Regions from separate parts of the Homo sapiens genome. Here all the other regions are linked to region 2. Evidence: chromatin loops called from intact Hi-C (ENCODE). Cell type or tissue: Caco-2. All regions are shown on one strand. Links, peaks and the distances in the headings refer to the core of each region. The heading gives the core; the rest is flanking DNA.

The links. Hi-C counts contacts between places; a loop is a spot of excess contacts. Peaks named below come from ENCODE experiments on the same cell type or tissue, not always from the same donor. Only the 100,000 strongest peaks of a DNase experiment are listed, where the experiment ranks them.
Region 1: it touches region 2 in a loop (5-fold over the local background); 2 of 110 quality-filtered maps call a loop at or near these places.
Region 3: it touches region 2 in a loop (3-fold over the local background); 2 of 110 quality-filtered maps call a loop at or near these places.

What each region holds. Positions count from the first base shown.
Region 1 is chrX:37,953,852-37,964,940 of GRCh38, forward strand. It overlaps a transcript of SYTL5 not described here. Among named protein-coding and RNA genes, the nearest start is that of H2AP, 31 kb to the right of the region's middle. In Caco-2, for the core only: no CTCF peak of the experiment used is centred there; DNase peaks (open chromatin) are centred at 5,150 and 5,680.
Region 2 is chrX:38,012,833-38,023,921 of GRCh38, forward strand. All of the region lies in intron 1 of SYTL5 (synaptotagmin like 5), which reads left to right. MIR548AJ2 (microRNA 548aj-2) reads right to left here; the gene lies at 11,063-11,089. Among named protein-coding and RNA genes, the nearest start is that of MIR548AJ2, 5.6 kb to the right of the region's middle. In Caco-2, for the core only: no CTCF peak of the experiment used is centred there; a DNase peak (open chromatin) is centred at 6,359.
Region 3 is chrX:37,920,371-37,931,459 of GRCh38, forward strand. It overlaps a transcript of SYTL5 not described here. Among named protein-coding and RNA genes, the nearest start is that of H2AP, 65 kb to the right of the region's middle. In Caco-2, for the core only: a CTCF peak has its summit at 6,523 (motif pointing right); no DNase peak of the experiment used is centred there.

The DNA of each region.
Region 1 (11,089 bases), core at 2,697-7,696, 60 kb before region 2:
AGCATTTTAATAAATTTATTATAATAAATATGAAGAAGAGACAAACTATACAGTAGACTACATGAAGGGCAATGCGTATGTATTTTAGATTTGTTTATAGGCTGAGATAAAGGAATCAGTGAAACTTGAGATATTCAAGTTAAAGAAAAAAAGAGAATGCTTGTTGGAACAAGATCATGGAGCAAGTCTGAGGAGATGAGATTTAGGACAAAAAAATGAAAGAATGTAGATTTGAAAAGGGAAAAGAACATCTAGTCCTCTGAACCTATGATGAGGTACAGCTAAGTGTGGACATCAGTAAGTTAATGGAAGGGCAGTATATTGAGAGAGCCAAGGCTAAGAGGGAGGGCATCAGGGCCTGAGTAATTTCAGAAGAGCATTGAAAAGTCATTGAGGGCACTGGCTTCAGGAACTGACTGAAGGTAAGGAAAAGAATTCACAGGTGATTAGGCTTAGCTGATTTGTGGACCACGAGTTTGTCTTCTCACCCAGTCTGTAGGGCTGTGTGATTTTTCTCTAGCTGTCCTGGATATGGGCATGAAGAAGGTAAATTGATCTAGGGTTGGTGCTTTGATGAGTTCACGTAAATGGGGACAAGATGCTCTCCTCAAGGAAACATACAGCTTTAGAGGCAAATACAAGGTCTTAAAGATAAGTAAGCAAGAACAAGAAGGGAACTTTACTTATTTCTGGCATTCTGACATGGTAATGGTAGACCTCTCTATGAAATAACATTTCTAATTGACCTTTGCTTTCAATTTCTGTTGTGATGAGAAGTTTATAACTCTTGGACCATGCTGGAGTAAATCAAAACATAACAGATGTTTCACAATTTGCAAAACTGATTTAATTGTGTTTTATGTTGTATTATATTTCTGATAGTTATAACTTTCCTCCCCATCTTTCACCACACACGTACGCACACACATACACGCACAAATGGACATATAGCAACATCGTGTGCAAAGCTCTTTTGGTGTCACTATGAAGCTATGGTGAGTTAACATAATCAGAACATAATTTCAGGTCTCTAAGTTTCAATTCCAGTATGCCATATGAAGAAAAAATATTATCAAAAATAGAACAACTTTTATATAACTTTTATTTAATGATACCAAAATTCTTAGAGGTCATTGCAACAAAGTCTTATCAATAGCAGGAAATATTTTGCAGCATACTGTAAAGAACACTGGATCTTTTTACCACTAACGAGATACGAGATCCAGGGCAAATGAGTTTTCTCATATCTGTAAAATTAGGGTTATGGTCCCTTCTTGTATACCTCACAATGTGGTTATAAAAAAATCAGAGAGGATGTGGCAAAAAGTGTTTTATAAATAATAAATGAGATTATAATTTATTGATCAATTTTTTTAACATTACATTTATATTCATTTGGTACCACAGCATGGATTATTTAAAAACTGATGATTACACATTGGTCTCTTTCCAGGGAACTTAGAGGAATGGTTTAAATTGGTTGCCTATTATATGTAAGTTTGTTTAAAAATATCTAAATTATTTATGCTTCTTTCAATTTATGTAATAGATTTTAAGAGTCCAAAGATGATGACTCAAACTATTTACTTTGTTTTACTGTGTTTGCAAAATGAGTGAGGTAAAAGACTGGAATTATCTGCCAACATCGTCTGTATTGTGTTATGCTAGAAACATATAATTAGATGAACATTTTTTACTTATTTTTGTTCTTAAGGTTAAGAGACGACAGCCTTTTCTGACTGGGGAAAATGCTCACATCTTTTTAGTTGAGACTCACCCTTATGTAGCAATACACTGGCCGGGAAATGTAAAGAAAGTTCTAGGTTTTAAGTAATTAAATTTATGATTATCTTTCCCTAAAGGACTCTGTGAATTGGCTCAATAGCTATTTCCTACCTCAGGATTCAAGTTCCATGTTGGGCTTTGGTAAGGACTCCTTCACTCCTACTTCTAGACTGAGTCCCAAGCTTCCAACCTGAGCATTTGTATCATCTGGGGCTTCTTAGGCATCACCACAAAGTGATCATGAGAGGAACAGGAGACAAATGCAGACCTTAGTCATTTACTTATGGCCTGTTTTCCATGGTGGACCAAGTTGAAATTGAACACACCCATATACAAACATCCATACTGTATTGATTCTCCTAAGCCAACTCTACTGGTTGAACTGTGTGGGAAAGATACAAAATGTAACTACATGGACTAATCTTGCAATTCCAAGCTAAACAATTATTTAGCATATAGTCTCAGTTTAAGATGCAAAAGCAGAAACTATTGTGGCCAGAGATTTTAGAATTCTACATCTATACTTGTACTTCACTTTGCCTAGTTGCTGGTTCTTGTCTATGCTCAGTGTAATTTGGGGCACTTTACTGAAAAATCTGTACTTAAATCAAGTCATTTAATTAATTAGATAATTAATTTAGTTCATTTTTATTTTGGTGAGAACATTTAACATGAGATCTACCCTCTCTACAAATTTTTAAATGTACAATGAAGTGTTATTTACTATAGGCACAACGTTGTACAGCAGATTTCTAGAACTTAATCATCTTGCATAAGTGAAACTTTGTACCGATTGAATAGCAAGTGCCCATTTCCCCCTGCCAGTCCCTGGCAACTGCCACTCTAATTTCTGCTTCTGTGATTTCACTATTTCAGATACTTTATATAAGTAAAATAATGCATTATTTGTTCTTCTATAACTGGCTTATTCCACTTAGCATAACGTCCACAAAGTTCATCTATGTTATCTCATGTGGCAGGATTTCATGATTTTTTAATAATGAATAATATTCAATTGTATTTATATACCGTATTTTTTATCTATTTATCTCTAGTTGGACATTTAGGTTGTTTACATATCATGGCTATTGTGAATAATGCTGCTATGAGCATGGGAGCGCAGATATGCCTTCGGGATCCATATTTCTATTTAATACCAGTAAATACCCAGAAGTGGGATTGCTGGATCATTTGGTAATTCTATTTTAAATTTTCTGAGGAACCTCCGTATTGTTTTTTATAGCAGATCCACCATTCTACAGTCCCACTAACACTGTACCAGGGTTGCAATTTCATCACATCTTCACCAACACTTGATATCTTTCCTTTTTATCTTAGCCATTCTAAGAGGTATGAGGTGATATCTCATTGTGGTTTTGATTTACATTTCCCTGATTATTAGTGATGCTGAACATCTTTTTATATGCCTCATGGCCATTCGTATGTCTTGTTGGGAGAAACGTCGATTCACAGTTTTTGCTCACTTTTTAAATTTGGTTGTTTTTCTGCTACTGAGCTGTAGGAAACCTTTATATATTTGTATATTCGCCCCTTATCAGATATATAGTTCGCAATTTTTTTTCTCATTCTGTAGGTTGCCTTTTATCTGTTGTTTCCTTTTCTGTGTAGAAGCTTTTTGGTTTGATATAGTCCCCTTTGTCTATTTTTTGCTTTTGTTGCCTGTGCTTTTGAGGCTACAGCCAAGAAATCATTGCCAAGAACCAACATTATGAAGCTTTCCCTGCTGTGTTTTCTGCTAAGAGTTTTAAAGTTCAGGTCTTACACTTAAGTCTTTAACTCATTTTTAGTGAATTTTTGTGTGTGGTGTATGGCATGGGTAGAATTTCATACTTTTGCAAGTGAATGTCCAATCTTCCCAGCATCATTTACTGAGAGGACTCTTTCCCAGTTGAGTGTTCTTGGCACCCTTCGTGAAGGTCTGTTGACTACATGTATGGGTTTAATTCTGGGCTTTCCATTCTGTTCCATTGGTTGTATAGGTCTGTCTTTATGCCAGTATCATACTACTGGGTTACTGTAGTTTTGTAATACATTTTGAAATAGTGAAGTATGATGCCTCTAACTTTTTTTAAACAAGATTGTTTTGGCTATTCTGGGTATTTTGTGGTTCCATATGATTTTAGGATTTTTTCTATTTCTGTAAATAATGCCATTTGAATTTTGATAGAAATTTCACTGAATCTGTAGATTGCTTTAGGTAGTATAGGTATTTTAACAATATCAACTCTTAGTCAATTTTCTGTTGCTATCACAGAATACCATAGACTGTGACTGGGCGTGGTGGCTCACGCCTGTAATCCCAGCACTTTGGGAGGCCAATGCAGGCAGATCACTTGAGGTCAGGAGATCGAGACCAGCCTGGCCAACATGGTGAAACCTCGGATCTACTAAAAATACAAAAATTAGCCAGGTGGAGTAGTGGGCACCTGTAATCCCAGCTACTCAGGAGGCTGGGGCAGGATAATTGCTTGAGCCTGGGAGGCGAAGGTTACAGTGAGCTGAGATCGTGCCACTGCACTACAACCTGGGCAACAGAATGAGACTCCATCTCAAAAAAAAAAAAACAAAAAAAACCCAGACTGTGTAATTTATAAAGTTTATTTACCTCATAGTTCTAGAGGTTAGGAAGTCTGAGAGCATGGTACCAGCATCTGCTAATAGCCTTCTGGCTGTGTCATAATATGGTGGAGGACATCTTATGGCAAGAGGGAAGAGTGTGTCAGCTCAGATCACTCTTCCTCTTCTCATAGAGCCTCCAGTACCATCATGGGGGCCCTAGCTTGATGACCTTATTTAATTCTAATTACCTTTCAAAGACCCCATCTCCAAATCCCATTAACATATGGATTTGGGGATTAAGTTTCCAACACACACACGACATTTAGGGGACACCATCGAACCATAGCATTCTGCCCCTGGCCCCCAAATTTTATTTTCTTTTCACATGCAAAATGTATTAATTCCATTCCAGTAGCCCCAGAGTCGTAACTTGTTTCAGGATCAACTCAGAAGTCCAAAGTCCAGAGTCTCATCTGAATCAGATATAGATGAGACTCAAAATGTGCAATTTCCTTGCCAGCTGCAAGCCCGTGAGATCAAAACAAGCTATGTATTTGCAAAATGCAATGCTAAGCACAGGATAGTCATTCCTATTAAAGATGGAGAAAATAAGCAAGAAAAAATAAGTAGCTGGTCTTAGCACGTCAAAACCCCAACAGGGAAACAACATTAAACCTTAAAGCTTAGAATGATCTTTCACTCCATGTGCCATCTCTGGAATGTACTGGCGTGGGAGGGGGGGTTGGAATCTTCAAAGCCTTGGGCAGTTCCATCCCTGTGGCTTTGCTGTGCTCAGCCCATGCAGCAGTTTATACAGGTTGGAGTCTTATGCCTGCAGTTCTCCCAAGGGGACTGAATACTTGTAGATCTACAATTCTGAATTCTTGTGGGTAGTCCTTCCCCTGCAGCTCCACTAGGCATTGCCCTAGTGGGGACTCTCCGTGACAGCTCTAGCACTGACTGAGGTGTGGCTCCTCACAAGAGGGCATTAGCTATGGGGATCTGCCCGCAGACCCTGACCTAAACGACGGATGAATAAAACGTACACTGACACACAGATATTCTGTTTTGCCAGTCCTGCTGACTGTCCGACCACCTGCACACCAAGAGAGGTTTGTCATTGCGGCCGGCCCTGAGCAGCTCGCACTCCAGGCATTTATTTAGTACAGAATTAACAACAGAAGCTTTGAGTAAACACACTTGTGGATAATTAACATGGTTAAGAGAGTAGTTCTACTAATGATTAAAGCTCAGGTACCGCGGTTTAAAGTAAATACCATTAGGGGGCAATAGCCTTGGTCAACCTTCCCCCATGAGGGCCATCTGGCTCAAAGGTTAGTTATTGGAGGTAGGGTAAACAGACTTAAATGAGGAAGACTCTGTTGTCCCTAGTATTTACCTTATGACCTAATTCTCTAATGTAAGAACCGGCTGCCTTCAGCCTGTTCAATTATTACAAGCTATGTAAGCTTTCGGCCTTCCAAACGGTTTGTGACTATTCCCTATAACTTTCCCTAATATGTCCCTTTAATATTTCTGCCACCATCCTGAGTGAATCCCAACAACTGACCTTACATTTCTGCTCAGCATTGCCCTTGTAGCGGCTCTCTGCTGTGGCTCTACCCTGTGACAACTCTCTGCCTGGGCCTCCAGGCTGTTCATGCCATCCTTTGAAATCTGGGTGAAGGATGTTCCCACAGCTCTTACATTCTGCACATCTCCAGAATTAGCACTTCATGGATGCTGCCAAAGTTTATGTCTCATACCGTTTAGAGTGGTAGGTCAAGTTGCACCTGGAGCATCTTGTGCCACAGCTGTTATGATGAGGAGTGCTGCACCAGAATGCAAGGAACAGAGACCCAAGGCAGCCCTGGCCAGTGGCCCATCCCTCAAAACCATTCTACCCTCCCAGAGCTCTGAGCCTGTAATGGGAGGGGAAGACTCGAAGATCTCCAAGAGTTTTTCTCCTGATGTCCCGATAGTCTCTGGCTTTGTTTTATCCATACTAATCTCCTTATCAATTGATCACTTAGTCACACCCTTGGTTTCCTGTGCTGAAAATGCTCTTTCATTCTCTACCACATGTCCAAAATCATTTCACTCTGCTTTCATTTTAATTACAAATTCTCTCTTCAAATCATCTCTTTCCTCTTTTGTTTTACTATAAGCTGTTAAAAGTAGCCTTGAAACATCCTGAATGCTTTGCTGCTTTCGTATATGTTCCACAAGCTATTCCAGTTCATCACTCTTAAATTCTGCCTTCCATAAAGCATTCAACCATGAACATAGTTCAGCCAAGATTTTTGCTACTTTATAACAAGAATGGCCTTTTCTCCAGTTTCTTTAGTTCCATATGATACCTCATTAGAGTGGCTTTTACTGTCCGTATTTTTATCAATATTTTGGTCAAGGCCACTTAAGCAATCTCTAAAATGTTTTAGAATTTCTCTGGTCTTCTCCTTTTTCTGAGCCCTCACCAGAGTCACTGTTAATGCACCATTTATGGCAATGCAGGTATTTTTTTTTCCTAGTCTGTTCCTCCAGATTATTTTTATTTATTTATTTATTTATTTATTTATTTATTTATTTATTTATTTGAGATGGAGTCTCACTCTGTCGCCCAGGCTGGAGTGCAGTGGCGCAATCTCGGCTCACTGCAAGCTCCACCTCCCGGGTTCACGCCATTCTCCTGCCTCAGCCTCCTGAGTAGCTGGGACTACAGGCGCCTGCCACCACGCCCAGCTAATTTTTTTGTATTTTTAGTAGAGACGGGGTTTCACCGTGGTCTCGATCTCCTGACCTCATGATCCACCTGCCTCGGCCTCCCAAAGTGCTGGGATTACGGGTGTGAGCCACCGCGCCCGGCCTCCTCCAGATTCTTACAGCCTCTACCCATCACCCAATTCCAAAGCTGTTTCCATATTTTCAGATCTCTGTTATAGCAATGGCCTCACTTCTTGTTGCCAATTTTCTACCTTAAGTGCATTTTCCATTGCTATGGCAGAATACCATAGACTGGGTAATTTATAAAGAAAAGAAGTTTATTTAGTTCATGGTTCTGGAGTCTGAGAAGTCCAAGAGCATGGCATCGACATCTGGCAAGGTCCTTTTTGCTTCATCATAACATGGCAAAAAGCATCATGTGACAAGAGGGCAAATGTGTGTTACCTCTCTTCCTCTTTTTTTTTTTTTGTTAACTAGTTTCTAAATTGTTATTTATTTTTATTTGTAACAAGCCATTTACTTAAGTTTATGTAAAGGGATAGTTTATGCTTAAAGGATAGCAGAGGTTGTTGCTGTTCTATTTAGCGTATAGCAAACATGGCCAGATTTTACTTTTGAACTTCCTGGAAGCTCTTCATTGGACCTTGAGCTAACACAATATATCTTTTGTCACCAAAAGAGTATTATTCTTATGTCATAATGAGAACAATAATTTACATGCTTTGCATAATAAATGCCTAAAAGACATTTTATTTTATGACTGCATTATTTTTCTTGCTATAATGGGGATATTGTAAATCATATATTTGTATAATATTGATGGTACTTATTTATTTTTTATATGTTACTGTATGATGTACATTACAAAATCAAAGCAATTTGTCTTGATCTCTTAATCTTAAGAGTAACACTTTAACTCACTTAATCTTTCTAATGCATATTACAAGTGATGTATACTTTTTTTTGAAGTTACATACTTGCCAATTTAATTTCAAAGCTACAAACCAAGCTCAAGTCTCAAGTGCAGCAAATGCCTCTGAAATGAGGTTTCTATGGATTCATAAACATAAAACAATCAGTGCAAAAGAATAATTGAAATGATTTGTCTCCTACTTTTTTTTTTCTTGTCCCAAGCATTTTTTTTTAATTATACTTTAAGTTCTAGGGTACATGTGCACAATGTGCAGGTTTGTTACATATGTATACATGTGCCATGTTGGTGTGCTGCACCCATTAACTCGTCATTTACATTAGGTATATCTCCTAATGCTATCCCTCCCCGCTCCCCCGACCCCACGACAGGCCCCGGTGTGTGATGTTCCCCTTCCTGTGTCCAAGTGTTCTCATTGTTCATTTCCTACCTATGAGTGAGAACATGCAGTGTTTGTTTTTTTTGTCCCTGCGATAGTTTGCTGAGAATGATGGTTTCCAACTTCATCCATGTCCCTACAAAGGACATGAACTCATCTTTTTTATGGCTGCATAGTATTCCATGGTGTATATGTGCCACATTTTCTTAATCCAGTCTATCATTGATGGACATTTGGGTTGGTTCCAAGTCTTTGCTATTGTGAATAGTGCCACAATAAACATACGTGTGCATGTGTCTTTATAGCAGCATGATTTATAATCCTTTGGGTGTATACCCAGTAATGGGATGGCTGGGTCAAATGGTATTTCTAGTTCTAGATCCTTGAGGAATCACCACACTGTCTTCCACAATGGTTGAACTGGTTTACAGTCCTATCAACAGTGTCAAAGTGTTCCTATTTCTCCACATCCTCTCCAGCACCTGTTGTTTCCTGACTTTTTAATGATCACCATTCTAACTGGTGCAAGATGGTATCTCATTGTGGTTTTGATTACCCCTCTTCCTCTTTTAATAAAGCCTCCAGTACAATCAGGGAGGCTCCACTTTAATGACCTTCTCTAGTCCTAATTACGTCCCAAAGGCGCCACCTCCAAATACTATCAACATACAAAATTGGGGATTAAATTTCCAACACATGAAATTTTGGGGACACATTCAAACCATAGCAGGTAATATGGACATTTTAACAATATTCACTCCTTCAATCCATTAACATGACATGTCTTTCCATTTATTTGTGTTTCCTTTAATTTCTTCATCTGTGTTTTGTATTTTTTGGTGTATAAGTTTTTTATTTCTTAGTATTTTAAGTATTTTAAATGTTTATTTAAAACTTAAGTTTATTTCTAAGTATTTTATTCACCTTGATGCTATTGTAAATGGGATTGTTTTCTTAATTTCCTTTTCAGAAAATATATGGTTGGTATATTAATATACAACAAATCCTTGTATGTTGATTTTGTTTTTGTTTTTGTGGGTTTTTTTTTTTTTTTTTGAGACGGAGTCTCACTCTATCTCCCAGGCTGGAGTGCAGTGGCGTGATCTCAGCTCACTGCAACCTCTGCCTCTTGGGTTCAAGTGATTCGCCTGCCTCAGCCTCCTGAATAGCTGGGACTACAGGCATGTGCCAACACGCCCGGCTTATTTTTTGTATTTTTAGTAGAGACGGGGTTTCACCATGTTGGTCAGGCTGGTGTCGGTCTCCTGACCTCATGATCCGCCTGCCCCGGCTTCCCAAAGTGCTGGGATTAAGGTGTGAGCCACCATACTCGGCCTTGATTTTGTATTTTTAAACTTTACTAATTTTTAAATTAGTTCTGTTTATTCTGGAGTATTTAGGGTTTTCTACACGGAAGATCATGTTACCTGCAAAGAGATTTTATATCTTTCTTTCCTATTTGAATGCCTTTTATTTATTTTCCTTGCCTAATTGCTTTTGCTAGGATTCCAGTACTATGTTGAATAGAAGTTGTGAGAGTGGGCATTCTTGCCTTGCTCCTAATCTTAGAAGAAAAGCCTTCAGTTTTTTATTATTGAATGTGATGTTAGTTTTGTTTATTATGTTGAGGTAATTTATCCTTATTCCTAGTTTGTTGAGTGTTTTTATCATGATATGGGGTATTACATTTTGTCAAATGCTTTTTTTATTACATCTGTTGAGACGATCATGTGATTTTTATCCTTTATTCTGTCAATGCAGTGCTATGCTCTGAATGTTTGTGTGCCTCCCCCTATTTCTATGTTGAAACTTAATCACCAATATGATAGTATCAGAAGATAGGGCCTTTGGGAAGCAATTAGGTCATGAGGGCAGAGCTCTTAGGAATGGGGTTAGTGCCCTTACAAAAGAGGACCCAAAGAGCTCCCTTGCCCCTTCCATTATGCAAAGACACAGATAGAAGACACCATCTATGATCCAGAGAGCAGACCTTCACTAGACAAAAAATCTGCCTGGGCCTTGATCTTGAATTTCTCACCCTCTAGAACTGTGAGAAATAAATTTCTGTTGTTTATAAGCCAACCAGCTTATGTTCTTTTGTTATAACAGCTTGCACAGACTTAGGTAGGTGGTGTGTATCACATTTATTGATTTGCATATGTTGAACCATCCTTACATCCCAGGGATAAATCTCACTTGGTAATGGTACGTGATTCTTTTAATGTGCTATTGAATTCTGCTTGATAATATTTTGTTCAGGATTTTTGCATCTATATTCTTCAGGAATATTGGCCTGTAATTTTCTTTCCTTTAGGTATCTTTGGTTTTGGTTATCAGGTTAATGCTGGCCTCATAAAATTAGTTGGTTAATGTTCCTTCCTCTTCAATTTTTCAGAAGACTTTGAGAATTATTGGTTTGAATTCTTCTTCAAATGTTTGGTAGAATTCATCAGTGAAGACATCTGGTCCTGGGCTTCTTGTCATTGTCAGAATATTTTTGATTACTGATTCATTCTCATTATCATTATATATATATGTTATGATTTTCTATTTTTCATGATCCAGTTTTGGTAATTTGTATGTTTCTAAAAAAATTATCCTTCTAGTTTATCCAGTTTGTGTAAAATTGGGTAAGGTAATCTCTTATGTCCCTTCTGATTTTGTGGCAGGGGTTGTCATGTCTCCTCTTT
Region 2 (11,089 bases), core at 3,958-8,957:
AAATAGGCATTTTTCCCAACTTTCAACAGATAATGGTATATCCAAAGATGTCTGTGGCCACAAACAAATGTATAATTTTTAAGTTGCATATTTTGACTAGAACTAGATATGTACTAAAAAACCATTTTGTGATGAAGAATCACTTCCCACTAATTGAGAGACCAGCACAGGGAGAATACTATTGATCTTAAATACAAGGAAGTCCAGACATTAATATGGAAAAAATATAGATTGGGATGTCCTGTTTGCATTAGCCATGTTCAAGAAGGAAGAATTTAATTTGCTTTGAACTACTCACAGCTGCCATCTAATTATTTTTGTTGACTGTTACAGAGTTTGAGCTCCAAACACAGGAAGGTTATTTCTAAATCAGTTATACACAACAACCAAACAGCTATTGATTTTCTTTCAAGTGAATTCCCATCTGACTCTTATTGTTCTTGTGAATAATAGTCATATGTATGGCTTTATACTTAAGCACAATAGGATATAACTAAATATTGGCTCAACTCAGACCTAAAGAGTAGGTTCCTGAACAGTGAGAATATCATCTAGTGATAATCTTTCACTGCTTATACTGGGAAAAATGTTGAACCTGGGTCAGCAAACATGAAATGTAGGTTCAGTACTGCTCCTAATGATAATGCCAAAGGCTCACACTTTCTGAGGATTTACCGTGACTCAAGAACTATTCAAGTGTTTTCTATGTAACCAAGGCATACAGAGGTTCAGTCATGTTTCTCAGAAATTTTAGAGCCAAGATTTAAACCAGAGTTCCTGCTTTGTACCAGAGTCACTTTGGTCAGCTTAAGTAACTTCCAAAGGCATCTTCCTGGGGTATTTTTTCCTGCTGCACCAATTTTTACCTTTCTTCCTGATTCTCAGGCTCACTCAATCTATACTGGTATCTGCGAACCTGTCACTGACCTCACCCCATCTCCAGCATCTCACTGATTGGTTTCCTCTCCATGATCTTTTCTTAAGGGGACCCTGCATTCTTTGGGCCCCTCATCATTACTCAAGGCCCCTAGATCTACTGGCCCCCTCAGTCCTCCTAGTCCCTCAACCACCACCAACTCCTCCTCTCCTAGCTTAGCTCCCCCATTCCTGCTCACAGGAGCCAGGTAGCATCAGGACCTCCCCAATCTCATTTTCCTCTCTACCCTCTCCACACTCTGACTACTGTTTCAGCTTTTATTTCTTTCTTTAGTCAGGGCAATCTGCTCTGATGTCATATCCTACATCCTCTCTACACTGTCATAATAAAACTCTTTTGGTATGTACAAGTGTGTACCCTCCAAAGCAGGAGTGCTGGGCACTGGTATAAATTTGACCAATACAAAATTAAACACACACACACACCTGTGTGTTATGTTGTATATTATGTTATATATAATATTGTTGTGTGTGTACATATATGTTATATGTATGTATATTTAATTCTACAGTATATTATAGTGGTCAAGAGCACAGTCAATAGAGTCAGACCCCTTAGTCAGAATCCAGCTTCACCACTTACAAGCTGTGTAACACTGGACAAGTTACTTAACCTCCCTCTGCCTTGGTTTTCCTACCTGTAATATGGGAATAGTGAAAGTATCTAAATCAAATAATTGATATTGTAAACCAAAAGGTATCTGAGACAGGTCTCAATCAATTTACAAAGTTTATTTTGCCAAGATTATGGATGTGCCAGTGATACAGCCTCAGGAGGTCCTGACGACATGTGCCCAAGGTGATTGGGACACAGCTTGGTTTTATACATTTTAGGGAGCCGTGAGACATCAATCAGTATAGGTAAGATGAACATTGGTTCAGTCAAGAAAGGCGGGACAACTCTAAGCAGGGAGGGGGCTTCCAGGTCACAGGTAGATAGGAGACAAATGGTTGCATTCTTTTGATATTTTGATAAGCACAATTTACAGGAATAGTCACTTATGCCTTAGTCTGGCTTAGTGAAAAAACAGGGCAAAGGAAGCAATCAGATACACATTTGTCTTCTGTGACAGAGGGATGACTTTGAGTTCTCCCTGTCCTTTGTCCACAAGAAATTTCCCTGTGAGAAAAATTGTGAGGGAGGTATGTAGCTTTTTTATCTTTGTAGGTATCTTATTTAGGAATAGAATGGGAGGCAGGTTTGCCCAATGCAGTTCCCAGCTTGACTTTTCCCTTCGGCTTAGTGATTTTGGGGTCCAGAGATTTATTTTCCTTTCACAATGTAAAGATTGTACTGTTCATATATGTAAATCAAGAATTCATAACAGGGCCTGAAACTTGTATATAAGTGCTGAGTGTTCACTATCATTATTACCATGACTCATAAGGAAAAAGCATTAAGGCAAGTATAATAATGGAGCAGGAAATATACATTTAAGTGGAAAATATAGTACAACATGGATAATATGACATGTGTGATTAATTACGACTTGAATAATGCGAAGCATGTAATTATTTTTGGCTTTGCATTTGATATCTGAGGAATCCCACCATTTCACATGAAAAAGTGCATGTGACAAGGAATCTTCCAGGAATTTTGCATTAGAAGTTCCTTTTGATCCTCCTCAAAACCCTGTGAAGTTAGTACTATTATTATCTCCACCCTGTATGAAAAGAAACCAAGGTTCAGAGAGGTTAAGTAACTTAGTTTCTGTAACATAGTAATTGCCAAAGCTAGGATTTGAATGCAGAGCTTCCTGACTCCAAAACCTGACTCTTTGCAATTCTCCACTTGAGGTGTCCATTGGAACCCCATAGGACGTTAAAAAAAATCCATGGAACACAAACTCAAGAGATTCTGTTTTTTTGAAAAGCAGCTTTTGTGAGATATAATGTACATACTGTACAATTCACCCATTTGAAGTGTACAATTCAATGTTTTTTTTTTTTTAGTCTATTCACAGTGCGTTTAGCCATCACCACAATCTAATTTCAGAACACTTTCGCTCTGGGCGGGCATGTCCACAGAATCCCTGGGGTCTTAATTTCAAAGCCACAGACCTTGTAGGAGTCTTGAATGAACTTCAAATGATTTGTGAACTTTTTCTAGGATCCACAGCTTTCACTATCTTCTCTAAAGTGATAAAAATATAAGCCAAAAATGTATTAAGAAACTCTAGACCAGAATGGCCTTGAACTTTAAGGTACAAATCACTGGGGGACCTTGTTAAAATTTAGATTCAAATTCAGTAGCTCTGGAATGCGCTAGGCCTACTATCATTAATTTTAATGATAGGAATGCTCACTTTAAGTTAGATGTTATGTGCCCTAAAATTCCATTCTTCTCTTTAGTAGATCTATGCTATGAAATAACTGCACTCAATTATTATTGTTATATTTTTAATGTCATCGGTAAAATATTGGCAGACATTTATTTTCTTGATTGATGCATACTTATCCACAAAATAGCTATGGTTTTGGCTCTTGGCGCAAAAAGTCTAAAATATTTACTAATTGTTCCTTAATAGAAAAAGTTTGCCAACCTCTAATATAGACCATGGGGGAAAGCCACCTTTAAGGAGCAGAAATGTTGTTCATCTTACTCTCCACAGCTCCTTGCTACATGTGGCAGACATGACATTATCAATCAGACTTATAGGAATCCTAACCAAGTATGAGGGGCAGCAAGCTGGCTATATTTATGTATAACTCCTCCTCTAGAGGAGAAATCTGGGCAGATGAGGGTCAACTTCACTTTTAGTTTAAAAATACATCTCCCTAGAGCTTCAAGCTGCTCTCCTGGGTGATAGCATGGGTGGGTGTCCACAAAAGACCTTCATGCATTTTCAGTTAGGTCATGTCTCTATGATCTTGGAAGCAAGATTCCCTAAGAGTAGTCTGCAATCCATATAGAGAGCTTGGTTAATTGGGTTTGGATGATGGTTCACCAAACGTACAGGTAGAATATTTTATCTTCTTACACTCACCTTCAAGCTACTTACATTAAGGTGTTTGTTCAGAACATTGAACTTTCAAGAGCTGTCTGACCATGCATTTCATATGTATGAAGGCATTTCTGCTTATTTTCCAACACTAACTCACTTTGAATGCTGCAAAAATGATCTATGCTATGTTAATGCCTGAATATGCATGACTTCAAAATTCTCCAGGCTTCAGGTGGTCTCCTGCACCATAAGCCTCTACTGCAGAGCATCCTCTTAGACATCCATCTTGAACTATTTTTTCCTTATGTCTTAGTCTATGACTTTAGATCTCCTAACTAATGGTTGATTTTTCAGCCAATTTTGTTGTTGTTGTTGTTGTTGTTTTTTGATGCGAGAGGTTGCCCATTCTCAAAACCCACTTCCTTCTTCCAACCAATGCCCATTGCTACAAGGCCCGCAACTGTGTTCAGCTTTCAGCATGCTCCAGGGGAACAAGTACAAAGTCTGACCTGGATGGAATTAGATTATGCACCAAAATAATTCCAGGATTTACTAATTTATATCATTAGAAACCTAGAATGTTAGGCCAAGGAAGATGTAATATAACACTGGATTAGGCCAAATGTATTGATATGGTGCATTTTTCAGAGATTCTGGATTTAGTGTGATACTTCTTGCAGCTGGAGGTGTTGTTAACAGTTTACTTGATTGTTTAGTTGAAATGTGAACTTAGCAATGACCTACATCATTGACTCTGTGTGATATACTTGACTCCCAGTTCATTAGACTTAACTAACTGCTCCTCCCATTCTGTTGATCATCCCTCTTCAGTCTCTTTCATCATCTCATTTATTCCTCTTGTCCCTGGACCAAACCGAAGATCAGGCTGCTTATTCTCATGGCCCGATAACGAGATTCAGATAAGCTGGGAAAGAAGGAAGTTTATTTCTGTAACCGGCTATGGCTGAAAAATATCTCCAGACCAACTCAAAATTACAAAGTTTTTTGACTTTGTAATTTTGAGTTGGTCTGGAGATATTTTTGACAAAGAGCTTATATACCTTCTAAGCTATATGTCTACATGTAAGTGTGCATTCATCTAAAGACATAAGTGATTTACTTCTTCTATTCTATAACTAAGATCTGACTCCTAAAGACCTTCCTCTGGAGCCTCAGTAAATTTACTTAATCTAAATGGGTCCAGGTGCCGGCGGTGATTACCCTTATCTTGTCTCCTGCTAAATCATGGAGGTCTGGGGAGTTCCTTCAGACCCCCAATAAACTTGTTTGTGGAGGTCTGGGGCGTTTCTTCAGACCCCCAGTAAAGTTTGTTTTATCCTAAATGGGTCCTGTTAAGAATTCCTTCATTATCTTGCCATACTTCAAGGCCCAGGAAAGGCCTGGGCAAAACTCTTGGTGGGCTTTTGTTACCTTCCAGCCTTTGTATAAGGGCACTGGCTCTATCAGCTTTTAATATTTAACTTCACCACTCAGTCAGTGCTGAAACAGTTGTTATGGAGGCCTGCGTTAGTGAGACCTGGCCTGCCACACTCTGTCCATTCTTTAAATATTGTTGCTTCTCATGATTCTATCTTTTGCCCCTTTCACTTCTCTTCCTGGTAATCTCACTTGCTTGCACAGCATCAACCACCATCCACCATCGAGGCACCAATGATTCCCAATTAAATACCTCTAGTATAGACATCTGATAAGCTATAAACAGTTTATGGGAAGTTTCCTATTCTAAATGCCTTTCTGGACAGGTCTTTGTTGTTGCATCATAAGTACCTTTGTTGTTGCACCATAAGTATCCGGACCTCAACATATCTAAATTGCAATTAATTATTTTTTTTTCTCTTTCAACGTTTTTTGTCTTGTACTCTCCATCACTGTGAACAGTATTATCATCAACATTTCTAGGCTTTACCCCCGTGTTACTGAATCAGGCTCTCTGGAGATAGACACCCAGAAATCTATTTTTAACAATATACTTAGGTATTCTTATGCACACTAAAATTTAAAAACCTTTGCAGTTCCCCATGCTGGAAACCTCAGAGTCATTCTCTTTTCTCTTCCATACCACCCACATCGAAGAGGTCACTGGATCTTATTGAGATTATTCTAAAACGTCCCAAAAGTGACTCTTATTTTCCTTCCCACTACACAGCTTTAGTTCCTAATCTCTCCCTGGCACTTCTGCAAGAGCCTCCTCATTTTGTCTACCTGACCTTTCCCCTGTCTTTCATCCAATCACTGAGTGCTGGTCTTTCAAAAAACAAATAAAAAATTCAAATATGATTGCGCTGTTCCTTGGCTTTAAAGCTTCAACAGCTTGATGGCATGAGAACAGTTTTCAGGCTTCTTAAGGTCATGGAATTCTTTCTTCAAATAAAATCCTACCAGGAAATCTAACTTATAGAACAGATGAAAACGGAGCTGCTCTGTTTGAAGCAGTCGTCGGCGCCACAGGCTTGGCCACTCAGCCTCTTTCGCTGTGTTTCCTAAGAAAACATTCCTGAAGATACAGTTTGAAAAACACTGGATAAAGTCCATATTCTTTGTTTGGATGCCAAATTCCTCCCACTCTGACATCCCCCTTTCTCTTAGCTTTCCAATATTAACCCAGACCCCAGACCTGGAGTTAGTCACTATTTCTTCTGGACTAGTTGTGTGTTCTTATGACTTTTTCACATTTGCTGTCTCTACAACCTAGAATGACCACTTTTTTCTTCCTAATTGTTTTTTCCTTTGTGTTCTCAAAGCCAAAATTGGGATTTATGAAACTGTGATTTTATGTTTATGCTTGTCTCCACTAGAAAATAATAGAAAATAGAGAAGCCCCTTGAAAACAGAACCTATGCATTCTTCATGAATGTATCCCCTAGATCCAGCACAGTTTCTTTTTTTGTTTTTTATTTGTTTGTTTGTTTGTTTGAGACAAAGTCTCACTCTGTCGCCCAGGCTGGAGTGCAGTGGCGTGTTCTTGGCTCACTGCACCCTCCACCTCCCACGTGGAGGGTGCCTCAGCCCGGGTGCCTCAGCCTCCCAAGTAGCTGGGACTACAGGTGTGTGCCACCATGCCCAACTAACTTTTTATTTATAGCAGAGATGAGAGCTCATTATATTGCCCAGGCTGGTTTCGAACTCCTGAGCTCAGGTGATCCGCCCGCTTCGGCCTCCCAAAGAGCTGGGATTACAGACCTGAGCCACAATGCCTGGCCCAACATAGTTTCTGACACATGATTCTATACGTGTTTACTGCACGAACATTTATATGCTCTATAACTCATTCTATCTGTTCTTTGGTTTTATATTTTCTTCAGACCGAACATGTCTTTTTGAATTAAACATCACTTTAGGAACTAGATGTATTAACTTCAAAGCTATATGACACTCATACTGTTCTTTGCCTGTGTTGTAGCCTAGCATGATAATTATTGATAATCAGTGGATATATGCATTGTGCATCATGACATATGAAGCAGAGGTAATATGGCTATAAGATATTTTTGACAGAAATGCCATTTGCTGTATTTTTTTAACTGATTTTATATGTAACATGTATTCATTGTAAAAACATATAAAGAAAATTATAAAGAAGATATTAAAATACATTTATAACTATCCAGAAATAGACTTAATATTTTGGCTTATTTTTTCTCATTCTTTCTTCTATAATACATATATGTGTGTGCATATATATATATATATATATATATATATATATATATATATATTTCTTTTAATATAATTGGGACCATACTGCATAAGTAATTTTGTATCCTGAGTTTTTTTCACTGCCTTTGTATTGTGAGCCTTCAAGCATGCCATCACATATAAAAAGACTATTAGTATTATTAATAATGGTATTAATTAAAAATTATGATGTTTCTAAGGAATTGCTAAGATTTATAAATTCTTAATAGAAAGTCTAGGAAGCCAGAGACCTCTGGGTATTTTGTGAATCAAAGGGAATGGAGGTTTGTGTTGGACTGATGCATTTTAATGACGTATTGCTTAACTTCATTGAGAATAGAAACGATGGAGGGGTCTAAATTTTCTGAGCATCTGTTATATGCCAGGCATTGTGCTAGACACTTTTTATACATTAACTCATTTTAATATTCAAATGATATATTCTTCAAACCCAGGAAGTAGATATTAATATGCCCATTTAACAGATGAATAAACTGAGATGCAAAGACAAAGTAGCACATCTATGTTATTATCTCAGGGAGTAGAATTTTAATTCCATTAGTTTCCAAAGCCCATACCCTTTCCTCTACCCCACACTTTCTCCAACACCAACTTTGAGAGGGTACACAAAGTCAGTCTTTTATTCTGAAGATGTTGTATTAGCAGTGCTTACCCTGTGGACCATAAGCCCTTGGGTGACCACAGTTTATAAACCCCTGAAATTACCTCCCTTTGTCATTAGAATGTATATGTATATTTTTGAGGTAGAGAGCCTATAGTTGTCACTGATTATCTAAGGGATCAACTGTTCCCAACAATGTTTATGAATCTCTACTGCAAATAATGGGATGTATACAAGTATTGCAGAAGCCCTTTGAGGAGTCTTTAGTTTTGCTTGTCAGGCCCTGTGGTGAGGGGCTATATTCCAATTTTCATTTTAGGCATCACTTCTCAAATGTCTTATTTTGCATTTAATTCATAAATTTATTCATTTGGCAATATTTTCAAATACCTACTATGGTGCCAGGAGTTGTGAGGTGTTAGGAATACAGGGCTGATCAAGACAAAACGAGATATCCCACAGAGCTTAGACATTAGCAGGGAAAACCAATGCATGTTGGTTAAAATCAGCATTTTAAATCAGCATGATGAGTGCTTGGCATAGTCCTTAGCATTGTTCACCAAATATTTACGATTTCTTCCTCTTGTAGGCAGATGGCAGGATACCATTTACTGGCCCCCTTGTAATTGGGTAGGGCTAAGTGACCATCAGTTCTGTTTAAGGAGTTGTAAGTAGAAATAATGTTTTTCACTTCCAGGCCAGGACATTTAATTCCTACTATGAAACCTTTCAGAACTCTTTTTTCCCTCTGGTGTGGCAATTGGCAGTGTTCAAGATGGTAGCTCCCTAAACAGCCTGGATTCTTGAGGGATATATAGCATGGCCAAGAAATATGAAATAAACCTGTGCTGTTACAAGCTGTTGCAATTTGCGAGTTATTTGTGTCACAACATAGTCTACCCCAGTACTGCTCAAAATGTCTGTGATGAAGGATCAGGTTGTTTGTTACTTTTATTTTCAACCTGGATAGAATAGTATTTTTGCAAAATACAATTTAAGTAAATTAGCAGATAAATGAGACATGAAATACATAAACATTCAAGTACAAATTTTCATCAGATTCAACAGATTTAAAATTACTCTGTCAAATTACTATAAAAATTTCTAAATGCTTATTCTTAATTTCTTTACTTATATAATTGCAAACCAGTAAGTTTACAGACCTGCACTGGTTTGCAACCCAAACTTTGAATAAAGCTGTATTAGCCTATCCCAACTGATACAGTGTTACTGTAAGAGAAGTATGAAAATGTATTGGATAGATACTATGAGTTTCCAATTGCTGCTGTAGCCAATCACCACAAACATATTGTCTTAAAACAATACAATGTATTATCTTACAGTTCTGAAGGTTAAAAGTCCAAAATGAGTCTTGGGAGACTAAAATCATGGTGTTAGCAGGGTTGCATTTCTTCTGGAGCCTGCAGGAGAATCTGTTTCCTTGTCTTTTCCAGCTTCTAGAGGCCATCTGCATTCCTTGGCTTGTGGCTGTTCCTCCAACTTCAAAGCCCATCACCTCAGCCTCTGCTTATGTCGTCACACCTGCTTTTCTGACTTTAACTCTACTACCTCCCTCTTGTAAGGATCATTGTGATTACATTGGGATCACCCATCTAATCCAGGCTAATCTCTTTATCTCAAGACCTTTCACGTAATCACATCTGCAAAGTTTTGCCATCTAAGGTAACATATTCACAGGTTCTGGGGATAAGGATGTGGACTTCTCTGGGAGCCATTATTCAGTTTATCATAGATAGCTAAGCTAAACTAGGAGTCAGCCATTTAAGTAGATCCCTGTGGATACTTAGGAATTAGGAGATGGAGAAATGGGGGAAGTATCCCAGGCAGAGTCTTACAAATAGGAAGATCTGGAGGTGAGGAAGATTATGGCTTTTTTAGAGGAATGAACTTTTGAGTGTGGTTAGAGGATAGATACGAGAGAGAGAGATCAGCAAGGGACAAATCATGAAGGGTTTTGTAAACCATATTAAACAACTTGAACTCTTAAAGAGCAAAGGGAAGACATCAAAGGGTATTCAGTATAAAAGCAACAATTATCAATTTGTATTTTGGAATTGCATATAGAAGAGCCAGATTGGAGGCACAAAACTATGATGCTGATGAACCACGGTGGTGTCACCTAATTCACAGCATGTCTGAAACCCAAATCCATTATTTCCCACAAAAGCCAGCACATTCTCCATCTTCCCTATTGTTTTCTTCTAGGATTCAATTCTTAACATTATTTTTAGCCTCTTTCTTTCTTTGGCTTCTTACTCTAGTCAGTCACCACACCTTATTGGTTCTTGAAAATTTTTTAAAGACATAATATATGGTTACATGAATACATCCAAAATAATAAACAATATGGAAATAAGTCCCTTTTCATCCCTTCTCTGACCCCTAACAATCCAACTCTCATCTTCATATGCAACCTGATTCATTATCAATATGTATTATCCTGTGCCTTTTATTATGCATTTACATTTATTATGTACATGCATATATCTACTGCATTGTTTTAAAAGCATTTGCATTAAAAAGCATAATTATCTTGTCTATTTTCAGCTCGCAATATAACTTAGATATTTTCCATGTCAATATATTTATTTTAAATGCCTCATTTTAAAATTGAACATCGGTATTGCTCTCTTTTCCAGCTTCGAGAGCTTCTAACTCTAATAGATTCTAACAGTTTCTAACTTTAGACTATTACAAACTTTATCTTATAACTTATTTTTCAAATCTTTCTCTTTTGAAATTTTTATTAAGGCTTTCTCTTAGCCAGCATTTTTAAAGGTAGAAGTAGTCTTCTCTTTAAAAATATCAAAATACACAATGCCAAGAAAATAAACAGTGATCTTAAATATTAGGTTGGTGTAAAAGTAAT
Region 3 (11,089 bases), core at 3,464-8,463, 93 kb before region 2:
AAATCTGTGGAGGTAGCTTTTCCTCCTACACCTCTCACTGCAGCTCCCACTACTCCTCTCCCTGTAGAATCGTCTCCTCCAGCCAATTGGTAGAACTACTGGACTCTAGTGATATCATATACATTTCTATATTTTTTCTGTACCCTTTGCCATGCCTAGAGGACCTCCCTGGCTCTCTCTTGGCATCTATGATCTGCCTGGATGAGATCAAGATAAAACTTAGCCATAAATCCAGAATTCTTGTGGTTTGCTCAGCCTTTGCCCACCATTCTCTTCTCTGAACTTCTACCATGTTTATATCTAGCATCTAGGCTAGCCCTTCTGTGCCCCCAATATGTCTACTCATAGCTAAAATGTTAGTTTCTGGAGGATAGACCGATTTGCAATTCTGTGTATCCCCATTCCCTACATCAGTGCCATATGGATACAATAAATACTCAGTTGATGGAATATGATGCCTAGAACATCTAGCACAAAAACCACAATGTTTAAGGAGCAAAATTCCTTGCATTTACCTGGAGCTTCCTTCACAGGCCCACCTGACTACTGACTTCATTCTTATTCTTAAAAGGGTCACATGATCCCTTTCTTACAAAGGTCACATGATTATTTTACTGCTTCCCTCCAGTAATAGAGAGGAAAGGGCTCTGTATTGGTCTTTCATCTCAATTTTCTCCTTGTGCTTTCTGTGCATGAGGTGCCAAAGCAGTGTGGCCCTTGATCTACTCGCTTGACTGATTCTATTGTTTAATCGCCACAACAACCCTAAGAGTAAGTGCCATTATTATTCCAATTTGGAGATATGGAAACTGTCATGGAGAAGTTAAGTAACGTATTATCTCAAGCTATTAACTGGAGGAGCCAAGATTCAAACCAAGACATTACGGCTCCCAGGTCTGTGCTGTTAACTCCTATATGAAACTGTCTTTCCTGATGCCCAGGTATTCCATTAGATGATCCTTGAAACCTCAGAGTTTCTTGGGTCAGAAAGTTTAAGTAAACGGAAGAAATTACAGATCCGGGAACCTCTTCTGTTATTCTCATTGTGCTACCAAGAATCCCACAACATCCTCTTGGTGGAAGAAACAAATGATTAGGAATTTAGTATATGATATTCCCTCAAGGCTGCAAAATACAGTACTTCAGAATTATTCACATCATTAAGATCAAATCTGGTCTATAAGTAAATGCAGATTCAGGATGTGAATTCACACTAAGTAAAGTACAGTGGTTGGAATTCTGCTATTGCCACTTACCAGTTATAATATGGGTATGTTACTTTACCTCTTTTATCTGGCACTTAGTAAATACTAAATAAGTATTAACTACTATTTCTATACCACAATATTTCCCTGTTTCTCTAGCCATCTATGCTTCCTTACAACAAAGCACAGTGTAAAGCTCTTTGCCTCCACCTCATTGGATTAAATAAACAGGTCTGTAAATATAAGAGGGAACAATAATAGTGAAAAAATTGGATACTCAAGAAGTCTAGATGATCAGAGTGACTTTGTTTCTTTTGTTAATGAAAGGATGAGTTGGACGGAAAAGGAGTGAGTCACACTGACAACGAAATGCTACCAATTTAGGATTTGATTCATTATTTTATGACCGTTGCTTGTTTCCTGATGCTATTCATTGCTTATTCATTGGAGGAACAATAATCCCATTTTGGCTTTTGTGGTTTTATAGCTGAGACATCCACTTTGAAGCACATTAGCTACACCTCTCCCTCTCCCTACTACTTCATCACCATCTCAAACATCAGAAAATCAAATTTTGAAAATTGCCCAGAAGTATTGGGTGTACAAAAACATTGGTTTCTCCTTTGGAAGTTCTTCCTGTGAGGGTTTAAGCATGGGGATTTTATAGAGGAGATGAACATCAGGGATATTTGTGGCAATGTCACTTCCCTTCTCTTAAAATGGTGTTGGATGGAGAGCCTCCGAGGTAAAGATTCTCAAATTGTCTGCAGTTATAATGTCCAAATATTCGGGAGAAAATCCCATATGGCAAGCAATAAAACAAAATTATTATGACTTCCAGTTGATGATCCATTTTTAAAGGGATAGTTTGAAGTAATAAAGTAAGTAAATATTAGTCTAGGGAAAATGTGGATATACTTTATGAACTATTTAAATACAAACTATCTTTTCATTTTGTGCCATGACCTGAGACTACTCAATGAATTTTCCATATGTATACATTTGCTCTTACATGTGCCTTTTGGCAATGCCCTTTATTATCCTTGAAAACAAAGGCACCACTATAGTATAATTCAAATGTGTCTAGTTCTTCAGTCCTTAGAGATTGGTGGAGGGGCTGCATTACCTCTCCCTTTAATATAAACTAGGAACATGATTATTTGAGAATGTTGGGGGTCACTTTCCTCTCCCAGTAAGATTGAGGAACCCTGGGTATTTTTACGTGTGTCACAAGCTTAACGTGAATTTTCTCTTGTCCCCTCACTTAGTATCACATACATAACAGCTTTTCTTTCAGTCACCCCTGCTTCCTAGTAACTGGTTCTCCATGATACTACTACCTCTCTCTGACCCATTTCATCCCCAAACTGTGGAAAACAGCCTCTTTCTCAAAACCCAGCTAACAGAAAGTTGTCTTGTTTAAGGCTTGAGGATAATACCAGGGATTTACAATGCAGAAAGGAAATTTAAAACTTGGTATCAGATATATTGTGCTTTCCGTCCATTGGCCCTGCCCTTTTGCAGGGAGGCACACTGTCTTTACTCTCCTTATCTCTTGGCCTGCAGCCATGTTGCAGATGTCCACTTATTCCCCTGCTGTAAGAGTCATTCTTTTCATATCCTCAAATCTTTCTTTTCCTCTATGCCAGAAGAAGCAAAAGCTGTTTACAAATTGACCCTGGGCATAACAAAGACACTGTTCTACATTATTCTACAGAATCTGTTCATGGTTTCTCCACTAGTTTAGTCTTGAGTGTGTAGTAATCTCTCACCTGCTTGGTTACAAAGATGCCCTTAAGTAGTGTTTCCAAGAATGAAAGAAGTACTGTTTCATTTATTACTCTGAAGAGTAAAAATGACTACAGGTTCAAAAAGCATTTTTGATCCTCTAGTCCAGTGGTTTACAAAGGGGAAATATGACTATGGAATCTATAACAAATATAAACTTTATATATATATAAAGAATGGCATACATATACGTATATATATATATCTGTGTATATATATACAATTCTCAGATATATTCTCAAAAGGTTTAACTCCAAAGGTTAAAGGTCATGGAACTCATGTGCTTAGCAGTAGGAGGGGCTCCTTGTGTTAGAAAAACATCACTACCAACAACAACAATTAAGACTTTGCTTCAAAGAACACTGAAACCCACTTAGTCAATATTGTGAATTTCACCTGCAAATCCTGTTTCTAATTTGATTTAAGTGCTTATGATTTAACTCTTTATTAATTACCTTGGTAGAAGCAGGTGACATTCTTAGTTACCATAAGACTTTTCCCTAGTGTGTTGTTCAAAAAACATTGGTGTTATTTGAGGAAAGACTTAATAGTTAGTGACTTAATTCTAAGCTTCTGGGTTTATTTCATTCAGTTAAGTATTTAGGCATATGTTTAAGAGGTTCCCGCCAAGGTTCTGACACTCTACCAGACACCGAAGATGATTCAGACACAGATGCCACTCTCATAAAGCTTATATAACCTCTTGGGGAAAATTGACACAATATAAATAAATACAAAGTAGAAAGTTCTGCATGCCCTAAGGTAAGTCTAGATAAAAAGTAAATTTACATCACTTGGTATGCAAGGCAGTATAATTTCTCTGACTGGCACTTTCCAGTAGCTACGTAGGGCATCCAGCTTTAGCTTCACGACTTTGAATCCCATCAGTCATGGGTTCAAATCCTACCTCTGATACTTAACGACTATATGGTCTTGGGTTATTCACTTATTTTCACTGAACTTTAGTGTCCCCGTTTATACAGCAAGCTTACTAATACTTCAGAGGTTGATGATGAGGATTAAATGAGATAACATATATAGTATATAAAGTGTGTGGCACATAGTAGGTACCTGGAAGGTGGCTTCTCTTTTCCCATTGCTCCATAAACTGACCAAATAGATGTAAATACCTTAATGCGTGAATACTTATTGTATAGCTTATAGAAGAAGTAAGAAGTTACATCTTCCAATCTGAAGGCATAAAAATTTTATGAAATACTTGTAAGTTACTTTATCATGAAGCTTTCCCTGACTGCCCTATATAAAATAGCAAGAGTACTCCTAACCTCTTTTTTACTTCATTTTTCCCTACCACATATCTGAAATATTACATATTTATTGTTTCTATTAATTTTTGTTGATAAATATTAGTTATACATATACCCCAAAAGTTGTACATGTACCCAAAAGGAGTACATGTGGTATTTTGATACCTGTATACAATGTGTAATGATCAAATCAGGGTAATTGGGATATCCATCACCTAAACTATTTATCTTTTCTTTGTGTTGGGAACATTACAAATCTTCTCTTGCTGTTTTGAAATACATAATAAACTATTGTTAACTAGAATTTCCCTACTGTACTATCAAATGCTGGAACTTATTTTTTTTTATCTAAATGTCTGTTTGTATCCCTTAAGCAATCTCTCATTCCCCCTCCCCCTACCCTTCCCAGCCTCTGATACCACCATTCTACCTTTTATCTCCATGAGATTCACTTTTATAGTTCCCATATATGTGTGAAAATATGTGCTGTTTGTCTTCTGGCTTATTTCACTTAACGTGATGACTTTCAGTTCCATTCATGTTGATGTAAATGACAGAATTTCATTTAAATTTTTAATCTTTTCTAATCTTTTTATGGCCAAATAGTATTCTATTGTGTATATATACCACATTTTCTTTATTCATTTATCCATTGATGGACACTTGGGTTGATTCCATAACTTGGCCATTGTGGATAGTGCTGCAATAAACATGGGAGTGCAGATGTCGTTTTGATATACAGATTTCCTTTATTTTGGAAATATTACCAACACTGGGATTGCTGGAGCATATGATAGTTCTATTTTTATTGTTTGGAGGAAGCTGTTTACTGTTTTCTGTAGCAGCTCTGCTAGTTTCCATTCCCACCAACAGTGTATGGTGTTCCCTTTTTCTCTGCCAGCATTTTAAAATTACTCTTTTTAATAATAGCCATTCTAACTGGGATGAGATTGTATCTCATTTTGGTTTTGGTTTTAATTTTTTTATTTCCATAGGTTTTTGGGGAACAGGTGGTATTTGGTTACATGAGTAGGTTCTTTAGTGGTGATTTTTGAGGTTTTGGTTCACCCATCAGCCAAGCAGTATGCACTGAACCCAATGTGTAGTCTTTTATCCCTCACCCCCCTCTTCCCTTTCCCTCAAGTCCCCAAAGTCAATTATATCATTCTTATGCCTTTGCGTCCTCATAACTTAGCTCCTACTTATGAGTGAGAACATATGATATTTGGTTTTCCATTCCTGAATTACTTCACTTAGAATAATAGTCTCCAGTTTCATCGAGTTTTCTGTGAATGCCATTAATTATTTCCTTTTTATGGCTGAGTAGTATTCCATCATATATATATGTACCACAATTTCTTTATCCACTCGTTGATTGATGGGCATTTGGGCTGGTTCCATATTTTTGCAATTGTGAATTGTGATGCTATAAACATACCTGTGCATGTATCTTTTTCGTATAATGACTTATTTTCCTCTGGGTAGATACCCAGTAGTGGATCAAATGGTAGCTGGATCAAATGGTAGTTTTACTTTTAGTGCTTAGAGGAATCTCCATACTGTTTTGGTTTTGATTTGCACTTCCCTGACGATTAGTGATGTTGAGCATTTTTCATATACCTGTTTGCTATTTGTATATCTACTTTTGAGAAACGTCTTTTCAGATCATTTGCCCATTTTACAATACGATTGTTTTTTGATATTGAGTTGTTTAAGTTCCTTATGTATTCTAGTTATTATTTACTTTTTTTTTTTACTGGCTGACCCCCCTCCCCAATAGAACATGTTTCACAAGAGCAGGGGCTTTGTCATTACACTGCTGTGTTCCTGGAGCCTAGAATAGTGTTTAAAATATAGTCAGTGTGCTCAATAAATATTTTTTAAATGAATGATTGCAGGAATTAAGTAAAATTTTAATCAAATAAAATTTAGGATTTTTCTATTGGTTTTAGTAATAAATAGAAAACTTTTGACAAGTGAAGTGGTAGTCACTGCTATATTGGATACTGAGGCTTTACAACTGCATCATGTCTGTTAGTAATGGTCATCTCTTAGCTATTTTTTAAAAAATTTTCATGTGGGCTACCAGTCTCCAGAATCTCTTTCTCTCCATGAACTTTATCATTCTCTCTCAACCGTGATAATTTATTTCTGTCAGGGGTATCCATGATTTCATATTTTAAATTTCTAATCTTCGTTTCTTTTTTCTCTCTGACTCAGTAGTTTGTGTGTGATAGTTGCTCTGTCATATTTTCACCAGTAGGTGCCAGTATTTGATATAACTTATAGAGACAGATCTACCACTTATGGAGGATTGCCTTTCCAGGAAATGTTCTCTCTCTTGTAGATAATTCAGAAAGAGCAAACCATTCTCTCTGCTTGCAGTAAGCCTGTATTGAATCTTCTTTACCTACAAAAAGATGGCATGATTGGGGGGTGAACAAAAGGCTCTGATAGCATTTTTTCACATAAATAAATGCAAATCCATATGGAATCCTTCTGACGGATATGTCTACATACTGGAAAACTTTAAAAGATGTATTTCAATCAACCTAAAAGTTAATTATGCCATTCCATTCCTCAAATATTCAAGAAAGTCTTCCATGCATTTGGGCTACACAGCAGCAAATCCATAATCATGGTTCCCAGCTTGCATATTAGTTTTAGTGTTTTGTTTAAGGCTCTCTGGTTGGGGGAAGAGTTTAATGTAAGATTACCTTAAACCAAATCAAGATACTTTCGAGAACAAAGGGATTCTTATGAGAGACTAAAGCAGGTAAACAAAGGCAGCTCCGACTGATAAAATACTTGTTTGAAGGTGTGTGGAGGAGATGGTGGTATGCAACTTTTAAAAACTGGCAGGGCTAGGTGTGGTGGCTCACTCCTGTAATCCCAGAACTTTGGGAGGTCGAGGCGGGCGGATCACAAGGTCAGGAGATCAAGACCATCCTGGCCAACATAGTGAAGCCTCGTCTCTACTGAAAATACAAAAAAAAATTAGCTGGGTGTGGTGGTGCGCACCTGTAGTCCCAGCTACTCGGGAGGCTGGCAGGAGAATTGCTTTAACCCAGGAGGTGGAGGTTGCAGTGAGCCAAGATTGTACCATTGCACTCCAGCCTGGGTGACAGAACAAGACTCTGTCTCAAAAACAAAACAAAACAAAACAAACAAAAAAACTGACAGAATTCACAGATACTCCTTCTGTCTTATCGTGTACTTGCCCTGGATTCTACTCTATAGCATCAGTCAAGCCACCATAACTTTTCTTGGAAGTGAAAAAATGGCCTGAAAATATGGCTAATCCCCAAGATAACTTTAAAATACTTTCAGAAGTAGTTTCAAAGAAAACACAATGGAAATGGTGAGGTTATACAGGTCTGGCTCAAACCTTGTGTGAGTTGATATGGAAAAGAAAATTTGATTTTATTACTTAAATATTTTACATGAATTGCAAAGAGGAAGTGAAGGCATTACATATATACCTGTCCAGAATCATTCCCTGATTTCATGACATTTCCACATTTGTATCTACTTGTTCACTGCCCATGCATGGGGGCTGTATCAAGTTTTGGGGGTCCTGCACCTTATACTATTTAAGTGGTTGCCATTAAGAAAATGGTTACAAAATAAATATCTCACACATTCAACCTAACTAGTCCCCCTTTCCAGAGAAGGAGCTTTCTCATCCATTCACTGCAGTCCCTTACCTAATACATACCCTCACACCGGGGGTCAGCAAGCTACTGCTTTGTGAGCCAAGCCTGGATCACCACGTTTTTGTATTAGAACATAGCCACATCCATTCAGTTACAGATTGTCTATGGGTACCTTTGTCTTACACTTACCAAGTTGAGTAACTGCCACAGAGACCACAAAGCCCTGCAAAGCCTAAAATATTTACTCTCTGGCCAACTACACAAACTGTTTACCAACTCCTGCCTTACACAGTAGCTGTGGGTTCTAGCCCCACTTCTCTCTGGATCTACCCAAGAGAATCTAAAACAACCATTCACCACATCATAGGATTGTATAAGACATCAGGTTAATCAACTGGACAAACCCTCGTGCCTTTTGATTTTGTCTTCTAAGAAGTCCAAAATCAAATTTAGTCCTTATTATAATAACTCATCCCTGATTACTGGCACAATTATTTTTCCATTTCTCATTAAATTTTATTTTTTCTTTATCTTAGTCCAGTGGTAGTGACTTTTTGGTAAGCCATCTTATTTCTTATCCGGAAGGTGGAATTTAAGTGGTAAGCTAACATGGTAAATTATTATCAGTCTGCCTAATTAGTCATATGTGCTTTAGAATATTTAAAGCAGGACTAAAAGTTGCTATTTTTAAAAAGCTACCTTGGAGTTTGTGCTTGTAACTCCCAAGGTGAAGACAGAATTTATCACTGGGATACCTGAGCTTTTGTGTACACAAGAAAAATAATATTTTAATGCATCTCTTAGTTATGCAGAGGCAAAGCCCAGATCTTACAATGCATAAAAATGTAAAATGTTGTTTTCTTTGGAGTAAGACTGCATCTCTGGAGGATTATTGTGCTATTAATGGGCTTTTCACCTGTTTTTTCTTCCTTAAAGGGAGTGTGTTGTAGGCCCAAGAGTTTGAGAGAGAGCACAAGACAGAGGTCACTAATCTGAGGAGATAAGGGCTTTTCTTCTCAGCAACAGGATGGCATGCTGAGTGGCTAAAGAGGAAGGGGGTCAATATGAGACCTCTGGGAATGAATAAGACCTGTGGGCTCTAGAAAACTCAGAACAGGTTTTAAATCTTTCCAGATTAGTGTTTAAATTACCCTCTGTTTACCACAAAGCTTCAATAAAGTTTTTAAAATAATAGCCTACTGTTTATTTTGCTTTGGTAAAAGATGGGCAAGGCTGTATTATGCTTTGCATCAACTATTGTTGAGATAAGTAGAAGTGAAGAAGGTACCATGCAGAGGAAAACAAAAGGGAGGGGCAGTTACAAAATGGATAGGGGTGGTCTGAGGAGGATTGAAGAGGTGATCCTAGCCTGATCTGAGACAAATGGCCACCTTTGGGAAACCTCAGAAGCATTTGAGGAAATTATTTCCTTTTGCTAAATCAAAAGAGAGATCTCAGAAAGCTGGAATGCCAGAGTTGCTTATGTAAAGCACTTTGACAAATATGTTATTAGATGACTTTAGGGTTATGAATGAGAGACGTGAAAACTATAACTGATTTGGTTTTCATCCTTCTAAAAAGAAAAAAATATAATAAGAATTCAGAATTCAGTCAGGCTGCACAGAGGTTAACTGAAGGAAGTTAGCTGAAAATTAATTGGAATTCGGGGTCGACTTCTAGTTAAGTCAAATGGAACCATTAACTTTAGGGTAAAACCTGAAACCAACAAAGACCAATCCCTCTCAAAAAGATAGAGAGTCTCTTGTTTTCATAGCAAATGTATAAAAGGGTAAGGGCACCTATTAGGGCCTTACCCTAGTAGATTCTGTGTCCTGACAACCTGACCCGTCCGCTGAGATGGTAACCCTGGTTTAACTAGTTGGTAATTCCAGTTTGCTTAAGCATTGAGATTGCTATGTTGAGACAGCTGGTTATCCTTAAATATTATAATTTACTTTTTTATTTTAATAGAACCCCAGATTTTTAGCTGGGCACATGTGTGCTCAGAATCAAGATTATATTTCCTAGCCTTCTTTATAGCCAAGTTTGACCATACGAATATGTTTTTGTCAAAGGGATATAAGAAGTGATGTACAACATCCAGAAGCTATCTCTGAAGAGAGAAAAAGCCTATCTTTATTCTTTCCCTTTTTTCCCTTCTTTGTGGCTGGAGTATAGATAAGATGGCTAGAACTGGAGTAGTCATCATTGGCAATGAGGTGACCTATACTAGAGCAACAAGATAGAAGGAGCCTGGGTCCTTGACATGATGAAACTGCCGTACCAATCTGACTGCCTTTCTCTAGACTTTTACATCAGGGGAAGTACATTTTTCCTTGGTCAGCTACTTTTGCAGGTGAATCTCATCCTGATTAATTTCGCACAAAATGCTCAGCTCCCTTGAAATGAAAACATTGTGTCTTAGTTGTTAAGTTTATTTTCTACCCATGGAACATGAAGAACAAACACAGGGTTTGCATCAGTTATCTCTCTCTACTATAATGCTGTGTAACAACCACAAAATCTCTGTGATGCAACTCAAATTTCCTCCATGTGTCCCTCATCCTCCAGCAGGATAGCCCAGGTATGGTCTCATGGCAATGATAGAGGAAAAAGAGAACAAGTACTTTTTCAAGCCTCTAGTTGTCTCATGTTTGTTAACATCACATTTTCCAAAATAAGACATGTGCCTGGACTCAGAATCAAGGGGTAGGAAAATATATTGTCTCTTGATAGGAGGAACTGCAGTCAATTGGCAAATGGCATGGATACAGGGAAGGGTAAAGAATTTACGTCATTATTTCAATCATTCTAACCTTCATATTAAAGTTTTAAAAATAAGCTTAGAATTAAATTTTGGGATAGGTTTTCATAATAATTGTAATACTGTATCCATTTGGTATTTAATGGTTTTGCAATATCAGAGAGAATTTGGCATGTTAGAGAATATGCAAGACTTAGATTATGATTCCAATTCCAAATGTAAGATTTTGTCATTGATTTTAGTCTTTTGAATGATATTTGGAAAGTGTGAGATAAATTTACTAAGTTAGCAAACAGTACTGAAGGCCTAAGAGAAGTTCAGGTTCACTAGGTCTCAAGTTGAATTTTTAGATTTTCTAGCATTAAGTTTTGTGAAAATATCTTATTTGGTACTCTTCTGAAATGTTAG